2 separate regions of the Mus musculus genome follow, and region 1 is linked to region 2. A link is a loop called in an ENCODE intact Hi-C map of the cell type or tissue named here. Cell type or tissue: heart. All regions are shown on one strand.

Region 1 (5,000 bases), 68 kb after region 2:
CTCACGAGCAAAGTTTTAACCCCGGGAAGAAGAAAGTTAAAGCCAACGGGCCCGGGATGCTCCAGAGGGCGAGAGCGAGCGGGTGGGAACCTGGGAGCCGGAGAAAGAACAGCAGAGACAAAGAGAAAGCAAGAGGAGCGCCCGGGGAAACCCCGGAGAGGGGGCAGGGCCGGCGCGCACCCTGTGGGGGTGGGGTGGGGGCGAGAACGGCTTTCTCCCTCCCGGTCCCAGCCAAACACATCTGTGTTTGTTTTCTTTTCTTCGCAGAGGTCCAGCCTTCCTCCAACCCAGACTGGTGGCCCCGGTGGCACTACGCTCAGGGCCTTGCCCCTATGGGCACTCGGCCCCAGAGGCGTGAGGAAGGGGAACTGGAAAGGGATGTGAACTTTCTGCCCCTAGGCTCTAGGGGATGGGGTGGGGGGCAACAAGAGGCAGCGCCTAAACCTCACAGAGTTGTCACTGCCAATTTTCTTTTAGGCCTGGAAGCTGTGGTGATTCGAGGCTAAAGGCCAAGAAGCTCGGACGCACCTGGATAGTGGCCTACTCAGGTCTATCCTGAACTTCAGAGATGGGGCCAGTTCAGTTCTCCCAGGGTCCCCTGAAGCTGACTTGGCAGCTCCTAGATCCTTTTTTTTTTTTAATATCCCTAGGGAGATTCCCACAATAGCTTTGCATAGTACCAATTGACTCTACTCTTCAACTAAGGGTGTGGAGGCTTCAGAGGCTAGGGATAACTTTCCCAAATTTCTGGCTACTTATATGTGTGTGTGTGTGTGTGTGTGTGTGTGTGTGTGTGTGTGTGTGTATGTATGTGTGTGTATATATATATAATTTGGATACAGTAATCTGGGCTCCTGGCCTGAGGCAGTGGTGTTCTCCTGTGGGTGGTGTGCTTTTGCCACTTCAGCTACTCTGGAGGCCGAAGGCTTGAGAGCTATCTTAAGCCCAGGAGTTCAAGGCCAGCATGGGGAACATACCCCATCTCAAAGAAACATGAGCTCTCTCACCACGTTTGTCTAATGGATAACCTCGCGCAATTACAGTCTCCTGGGGTGTCCTCGGGCCACCCAGCCTCTGGCCTGGTTCTCTGTTGCCTTAACAAAAGGACTGTGAACAAGAATGGTAACCTTTGGCTGTCTTGCAGCTACAGCCAGAGTTCAGAGGTGAGAATCTATCCAGCTGCGAGCTTGAAACTAGTTACTGTTAAGTTTCTTTCTCATTTAGAATGTGATTCAATAACAGACTCAGACAGAAAAACTCCACTCCTGATTCTGGCCCAAGGGCTTCCTTGCTTCAGCCCGCCTCATTCTGTTCCTTCCACTTTCATAGACTCTGAGAACCTAAGAAAGGGCCTCGGGGATGGGCTGGCCCAGCTTGTTCTCCTTGGACGAAGGCCCTTCTTCCTGGTCTTCCTGAGAGCTGGCCACCCAAGCCAGCTCTTCCAGGGAGGCAGGCCAGCTACAGCCCAAGGAAATAAATCCATGTCATTGCGGGGACAGTCTGGACTCACCCTTGGTCCCTGGGGTTGTGTTTTAGCTTTGCCTGTTTATGTCGTTTACCACTCTGTACTGTTTATTTATGCCTTGCCTTGTGGTAGAAAGGACTGCAGGTGAGTTACAGGGGTACTTAAAACACGGCAAAATAACATAAATCAGAAATGAGGCAAAAGGGACTACAAGAAATGTTTAACCATGGTGGACTTTGACATCTCAGTGGTATGCTGGAAGGAGACAGGGCACTTGGAAGAACACAGTTTGGAGCCAGAGTGCCTGCATCCAACTAGTGCCTCTGCTGTGTGGCCTGGGCAAGTCTTTGCATCTTTCTCAGCCTTGACTTTCTCACCTATAAAAGAGGGATACCAATATCTCTACCTCACAGGATCATGAGCATCAAATTAGTTGACACACAGGAATATTACAACTTATAGTACATATGCTTACATAGTGTAATTACATAACAACTCAAATAACCTGCTACATGTATGTCTATGTAAATACACATAAAACCAGGACTGGGGTGTAGCTTTCTGGTAGAGTGCTTGCCTAGCACACAGAAGGCCCTTGATTCAGCTGCTAATACTGTGTGAATAAATAGACACATATACAGAAAGCCAGCCATACGGTAAAGAAGCATTATGAATTTATCAGTATTAAATTGCTAAAGCAACACAGAAAATTTTAATTACTTCAAGAACATTTAATTATGTGGAAAGAGTTTTGTGACATTGGAAAAGCAAGCTGGAAAAACGTGGGCAATCTAGTGTCATATGTGTGTGTGTGTGTGTTCATTAGAAGACAGTGTCAGTAGTGGGTTTGTCTTGAGAGGGAAATGACTCGTGATGTTGACTTATCTTTGCTGTTATGTTCTCAATTTTCTATAACACAATAGGAAGGAAATCTAAGAGAGAAAAAGGCAAAGGGAAGACAAAGTAGACGCGGGAATAATGCCAAAATTCACCCGGGGATGGCCTATTTTCCTCCTGTGGGTGGGCGACCAATTTGTTCCTAAGCTTTCCCGCAGCCAAAATGAAAAGGAGACCATGTCCCTTACACTAGTCCCAGTGTCCGTGAGATAAAAACAGAGCCATGGCTCAAGAGAATTACAACTCTTCTTGGTACTAAAATCAGACAGGAATTTCTCCTGGGGGGGCCTCATAAAGGGAACACAGTGTGAGGTAATGAGCAAACATCCCCCTAATGATCACAGCCGAGAGCTCCTAGGGGCAGACGCTGGGATCGGCCCTGCAAATAGGCGGATGGCATCGCACCAAAACAAGTCAGGAAAACAGTCTCTCCAGGAGGGGTCGAAAAGGGATAGATTGGGGTGCTCAGCTCCCTCTGATCTCGGTACATCTTGGAGCAGCCAAAAAGTGGGAGTACAGAGTTTTAGCCTTGCTGTTTCTCCAGAGAGCTTTTGATAGATCTTGTGAGACAGCAAGTTTGAAATTACCCTCCATGGCTTGTGGGTTTTCTGCAGTGCTAGACCAGTGGGCTCAGCAAGAAATGGGGAGACAGCACTTTTTACTTTTATCATCATTTAAAGCCTAACTTGATCTTCTTTAGTTCTTCCTGCTAGGCAAGACAGTCCTCGAGCTGCAATCTAAGGGATCTAGATCTTCTGGAATATACTAGAACTTCTTTCTTTACCTTTATTCAAAATCCACCCCACCCCCACCCCACCTCACCCTGCTCTCTCCTAGGCAAAATGGTCTCCCTCCCTCCCTCCCTCCCTCCCTCCCTCCCTCCCTCTTTCTTTCTTTCTTTCTTTCTTTCTTTCTTTCTTTCTTTCTTTCTTTCTTTCTTTCTTTCAGTGACTTCATGGAACTTGGATTTCTGACCAGTCAACAGTCTCTCCCAGTACACTCTTCAGTTGTCAGTGTCCCTTTCCGAAGCATGCTGCCTTTTGTGGAGACAAATGAACAAAACAGATGTCCAAGTGTTCCTTCTCCAAGTGGGGGTTATAAATACACCCCAGGAAGGCATGTCGGGCTCTGAGCAGCGGGATCCAGGGTACAAATGAGTTCAAAACAACAGAGGAGCTCTTGGGTGAGAAAGCAAATTCCCAGGTGTTTCGGCAAGGAATGCGTTAGGAGGGAGGAGCCACCATCCCGGGCTTACAGCCTTCCCTACCTGCAAAGCTCAAGGATGAAACAAGCTAGGAAAGGAAGAAGGGAGCAGTGTGGAAACTTGGGGATGGCCTCAGAAGAATCCGGGGACTCAGGTGTCCAAGCAACTGATGAGCAAGAGTGTTGTAAAGGAATGGGGTTCAGTGATCACCTCCCCTTGCCTTGAAGGTCAAGATAAGTTCTGAAGGGAAAAGGCCACTGGTGACCTTGACAGGGCATTGCTGTGGAGTGGTGTGGACACAAGCCAGTCCGCCTTAGGTTGTGGAGTGAAAGTGAGGTGAGAAAGGAGAGATAGCAAGTGTGGACAGCTTCCAGAAAGCCGCGTTGACAAGCGGTAGGAAAGTGGGGGGGGGGCTAGCAGGAAGGTGATAAGGGAGGATGGCAGGCCTGGGCTTCCCATTGTTTATAAGATAAGGCTATTCGGAACATGCCGCATGTGATTGAAAGGGGCCCGCCCGCCCGAGAGGTGGCAATGTGATCAGTCAGGTGGCCCGAAAGCTTCCCAGGTCTCAGTGAAATAGGAAGTGACAGGATCAGGTGGGAGTGGAGGCAGGGCCGTCACACCGGAGGTTTGAGGGCACCTGACTGCATTATGTCCTTGTTCCCTAAGATAAAGACAATGGCTTGCTGGGAAGAATAAAGAAAGAGCCCAGTGAGCTTGATGAGCCTTTGGAAGAAAGGCAGTAGATAACAGCCCCCACAGTCCTGGGACGCACACATGGACACAGGACCTCTGCAGCCCCTGTAAACCTTAAAGGACAGCTCTGCTGCACGATCATTTGGCCAAGAACTATATATGTAGCTATTTCAACTGCAGCATCAAGAAGTTCACATTGCTCTTACCCTCTGACACTCTCTTACATCTTGCCCTCTTGCTCCCCTTCCCTTCCCCCCCTCTTCACGTGGCCATGGCCGACCTCCACTTATCTACTCTCTCCTCCTCTCTGCCTTTCCCTGCCTCTACTACCCTCTTAACTCCCCTCCGCATGCCCTAAATAAACTCTATTCTATACTTTAAAAAAAGAAAGAAAGAAATTGAAATCAATGACATTTAAAGTGGTTGCTCAGTTACCTCCACTTTATTCGGGCTGCTAAGGTGCATTCCGCTCTCTCTGAGACTTCTGGACAGAGCTAAGGAGAGGATTCAGGAAGACAAAGAAACATGGTGGGAAGTTACTGAGGAGGCCTCTACCCAAAACTGGATGCAGGAGGAGTGGGGTCCCCACGAAGGTGGGCTGTGTGGCAGCATACGACAGGGAAGGACATTCCGTGAACAGGATGGAAATTCAAAGGAGGATATAGCCAAGAGATGGGGCACAGAGAGTCAAGGCTTAGGGTCTGGGAGGAAGAGAGCAAGGAGGCAGAGCAGACCTCA
Region 2 (5,000 bases):
ACAAATGCAAATTATATATAATTTTACCCAGCATCCTTAAGCACAAATATGTGAGAGGCTAGCATCCTGTGACCATGCTCTCAAATGGCATCCTTTCTTTCTTTTGGTAAAAGGCCAGCACTTTTCTTTCTGGGTCTCCATTTCCTTGGCTTTAAAGGACCAGCGTATGGAAGTAAGAATGAGATGACATGAGTGTCATGGGATATGATCTCCCTCAAGGGGCAGCAATGAGAAGGTGACAACAGAACAACCCATTGTTTAGAAGTGAGAGGTACCATGCTCTATGGTAAAAAAACAAACCCAGAGCTTCAGGTCAGCCATTCCTGAACTGTAGGTCTTGACCCGCTTTGGGTGTTGAACAACCTTTTACAGGGAACATGTATCAGATATCCTGCATATCAAATATTTACATTATGATTCATGACAGAAGCAAAATTACCTATGAAGTAGCAATGAAGTAACTTTATGGTTGGAGGTCACCACAGCATGAGGATCTGTATTCAAGGGTGGCAGCATTAAGAAGGCTGAGAAGCATTGCCTTAGGCTACTCCACTTAGCGTGCTACTCCATTCAGCGTGCCAGCTCGGAGGCAGTGTTACTTCATAGTTCCGCCATCTTTCTATAAAAATGTCCTTCGCTTGTTAGCATGTTTGTCAGTTGGCACAAATGAGAGTCATCCTGGAAGAGGGCATCTTGAGAAAGTCCTTCCATAGGTCTGGCCTGTAGGCAAGTCTACAGGCCATTTCCTTATTGATGATTAATGTGGGAGGGCCCAGCTCACAATGAGTGGTGACACCCCTGCATTGGTGGTCTTGGGTGCGGTAAGAAATCATGCTGAACAAACCATGGGGAACAAACCAGTAAGCAGCATCGTTTGCAGCCCCTGTGCCAGCTCTTGCCTCCAGGTTCCTGCCTTGCTTGAGTGCCTGCCCTGACTTTCTGGGATGAGGGACTATAAGGTATCAGATGAAATAAACCCTTTCATCCTCATGTTGCTTTATCTCAGCAATCAAAACCCTAGGACATTCCCCAAAGACACAAACTACAAACAAAAATTCACCCAGGCATAAATCTGTAGGCCAGTTGAGACAGTGTGCTGAGTTCTGTCTGTTCAATGAACCATCTACATGACCACAGAGAAGTCACTTGCTGGCTCTGGACCAGGAAGTGCAGCCCACTCAGGCCTCCTCCAACGTCAGTGCACACAGAAATCAATAGAGGATCCTGTTAAGATGCAGACTCTGACACAGGTTGGCTGGACCCAAGAATCCACCCTGTCAGCCAGTTCCAGGTGATGCAGCCCTAGTTGGTCCAGTCGACCACTTTGGATGGAAATGATCTGTTTGGTACCTTAATCCCCCCTGGAAGAGACTGCTTTGATCAAAACAGGACATTTGACTCCCATGCCTATTCCTTCCTCTCATTCACCCCCATCTCCATCTTTGGGCTGTCTCCTTTCTATCTTTCAAGTTGGAGGACAAGGCTCCCATCCTAGAGACAGTGGTCATTCTCTACCAACAGCACAGAGAGATAATGCAAGAAAGAGTATGGTGGAAGAGAGCAGTTGCCCCAGAAACCAAGTTCTTTTTTGAGCAAAGCCATGTCTCAGCATGGCTTCATCAGCCCATGTCTCTTCATCCCCACAGAAACCAGGCATAGTGTCACAAACACTGAAGAACTCCCACACCTCAATAGGTGTCTAACAGAATCATCTGGATTCATGCCTCTTCTGACATCTATCTGGAAACTGTTTTTTTCCTGAGTTCTTAAGTTTCCAGGGCCGTCATTCACAGACATCAGCTCCAAATGCCTTGGGGTGGAGGAGGGGTGGGGGAGCGTGGCAGGGAATAGGGACTGGGAATCTAGTTCAGTAGGCCAAGTATTTGCATAGCGTGCACAAAGCCATGGGTTCAGTCACCAGCACCACATACATAAGTGTGATGGCACACACCTGCAAACCCAGCACTCGGGAGATGGAGGCAGAAAGGTCAGAAGTTCAAGGTCATCTTCAGATGCATAGCCAGTCTGAATTCCACTCGGGTTGCATGAGACCCTGGAGAGAGAGGAGGTGTGGGGAGAGCGAGAGAGAATGGGCACACAGAGGCACTTGGCTGCCTAAAGGAACAAGCAGTGGATGGCCAGTGTAGTGAGGAAGGAAGCCAGACTTCCTAGGACAGGACAGCCAGAGTGGCCAGGGTTGACCCGATGGCTGGCCCTAGAAGCTTGGATCCAGGTGCAATGCTGTTTTTTAGGCTCTCTCTAAAGGTCGGGCACTAAGGGCAGCTTAGTCCCTGATGACCAGAGAATAAGCCATCAGCTTTCCTTCTAATATGGTCTCTGGTTGACCCCAGCAAGTCAAGTTTCTGCCCTCAAAGTCACCCTCACCCTCTCCACTAGAAACCTGACACAAGAATGCCCTCAGTATACAGGAATTCGACTCTGCAATGTCCAGCGGGCAGCAAGCCCTGGCTGCCAGCTCAGGGCTGTGGTCCCAGCCTCTCACGGAGCAAGACAAAGCCCAGGGGGGAAGTCCTGCCCTTCCCCTGGCCAAGCCACCTCTCCAGCTCCAGCAGCTGGCGGGAGTACTGCCTGAGGTCAGAGCACAGGCAGAGCTGAATGTCCTGGGGTTAAGCAGCTAGCTAGCCAGAAAGGCCGGGCTCCTTCAACTCCAAAGTCAGTATGGGTTACACACTCATTCTGTATGGCACGGAAGCATCAGGTTCCGCATGCCAGCCCACTGGCCTAGCAGGTCTGGCTGAATGGTTTCTTCCCAGGCCATTACCGGCTCCCTCATTTTGAGAGCTTCTGTCCCGGGCTCCTCAGTAGCACCTGCTATTGGAGCCTCTCTTGTTCTGGGTTGTCCTATCTTCGACTCCTGAGCACATTATCCTTTGTGATCATGGATATCTTATTATGGTCAAGTATATACAAGAACACTTGCCAGGTGGTGGTGGTGCACACCTTTAATCCTAGCACTAGGAAGGTAAAGACATGCAGACCTCTGTGAGTAGGCCGGCCTTGTTTGTCTACAGAGTGAGTTCTTGGATAGCCAGGGCTACACAGAGAAACCGTGTCTTGAAAAACAAAGCAATTAAAAAACAAAACAAAAAACAAACAAAAAAACCGGACCATTTACCATCTTAAGCATTTCTATGTGTCCAGTTCTGTGGCATCACCTATATTGACACATTGGTACAGTCACCTGCATCCATGCACAGAACTTTTGTCTTCCTGCAAATAAAACCCTGTCCCGTGACACACTAACTCCCCATTTCCCCACTCCACCAGCAGTCCCACTGACCTAAGATGTCTACTTTCTGTCTTTGAAAGACCTCATGAAAGTGGACTCACCAGACTGCTCTTCTCTTGTGACCAGCTCCTTTCACTTAGCAGAATGCCTTGTGGCTCATTCCTACCGGAGCATGTGTCAGAGTCTCCTTCCTTCTAGAGTCTTACACACACTATGGATTGGTAACAGACTTTGATTATCCATTCACTGTCTATGGACACAGGGATTGCTTCTGCCTCTGGTATCATGAATAGGATGCTCTGGGAATAAGGATACACACACACACACACACAGGGTTTTGACTAGGGGAGGGCAAGTGTATGTGAGAGAGAGACAGAAACAGACAGAGAAAGAGAGAGAGAAGGGAAGGAAAGAGAGAAAAGAGGGGAAGAGGGAGGAAGACAGAGCAGACGTCCATGGAAGCCACAATGGGGTACCAGATGCCTTGGAGCTGTCTGATGAGGATATAAGGAACTGACCTCCGGTCCTCTGCAGAGTCAGTGTTTGCTCTTAACCAATGAGCCATCTCCGCAGCCTCCACCTTTCAACTTTTTATTAACATTTACAATTTGTCAGAAAATGACCCATAAAGGATACCCCTCAGGGACTTTTCACAGATGGAACCCATCCATAGGAATTATCATCCGGATAAGAACCAGAGCCCTGGACTGACAGAGAGGTAGAGCTCAGAGATACAGCACTCGTCTACAGGTATGAGGCGGAGATGAGCCTCTACCACCATCCACCATTCAACCCGAGTAACCGAATTCCTGCCTCCTCCAACATACACGAGCTCTGCCTGTCTCCACACTTCATATAGTGGAAACACACAGTCCCTGTCTGGCTACATTAACCAAGCATCGTGTGTCCTTATGAATTATACACTTGCTCATTCTGTATAACAATGCTATATGATATGCAACCACTTAATTTCCTGCTGAGTTGTTAAAGGACATTTGTACATAGTGTCACGCATAGTATTGTCTCAAACACTGCAGTACATGTCTCTGGAAGGCGTTCGTATATTGACATTCCTGACAGACACACATCTAGGAGTGGGGTCATTAGTAGACAGTACCAAGCTGTTTTCCCAAACTGGCCTGGCCTGAAGTGCATTTCACCCGCACTTCATATTCTCCATCAGAAGTATTCACTCCGTCTGGGGTACTCTGCAGTGCCTTGTATCTTTTATTTGAGTTTGCCAGATGACTAAAGAGCCTGACTAAGCACCTGGTCAGGTTTGATACTCCCTCCTATGATTTAGGCACAGGTTGAAAAAATCCCAACAAGATGACAAAGAGCAGGGGTGTCAACTCCTTCTGAAGCCCAGCTGGAGCCCTGATGGAATCAAGACCGAGTTGTTACGTAAGATAGTGGAGGCTCATTCTCTACCCACCTGGCCAGGTTGCCGCCAGGGTCCCTGGAACGGATCAGACACAGCTGGTCTGCTCTTCACTCACCATGCGTGCTTATAACAGTGTCCCAGGGACCAAGCCTTTTGCCAAGAGTGTCAGATGTCACTGGGCTGGCAATGACTGATGTAAAAAGCCAACAATGCCATAAACACAAATGTGTAATTCTTTAGAACAAGTTCCTCCTCAGGACACACCACAAACAATTCAGAGAATTCTGCCGTCAGTGAAGAACAGACAGCCATGTCCCGGCTTGTTCTGAGGCTCCTCAATCCTTCAGTCCACTCAAACTCAATCGG

The links. Hi-C counts contacts between places; a loop is a spot of excess contacts. Peaks named below come from ENCODE experiments on the same cell type or tissue, not always from the same donor. Only the 100,000 strongest peaks of a DNase experiment are listed, where the experiment ranks them.
Region 1: a loop joins it to region 2, with 2.2 times the contacts of the local background. A loop is called at or near these places in 3 of 42 quality-filtered maps.

Annotation. Positions count from the first base shown.
Region 1 is chr11:68,387,071-68,392,070 of GRCm38, forward strand. No RefSeq gene overlaps it. Among named protein-coding and RNA genes, the nearest start is that of Ntn1, 2.7 kb to the left of the region's middle. In heart, a CTCF peak has its summit at 2,721; DNase peaks (open chromatin) are centred at 1,071, 1,391, 3,551 and 4,081; H3K4me3 peaks cover 2,525 bases; H3K27ac peaks cover 3,894 bases; H3K27me3 peaks cover 4,094 bases.
Region 2 is chr11:68,319,058-68,324,057 of GRCm38, forward strand. All of the region lies in intron 2 of Ntn1 (netrin 1), which reads right to left. Among named protein-coding and RNA genes, the nearest start is that of Ntn1, 65 kb to the right of the region's middle. In heart, no CTCF peak of the experiment used is centred here; a DNase peak (open chromatin) is centred at 2,524; H3K27ac peaks cover 751 bases.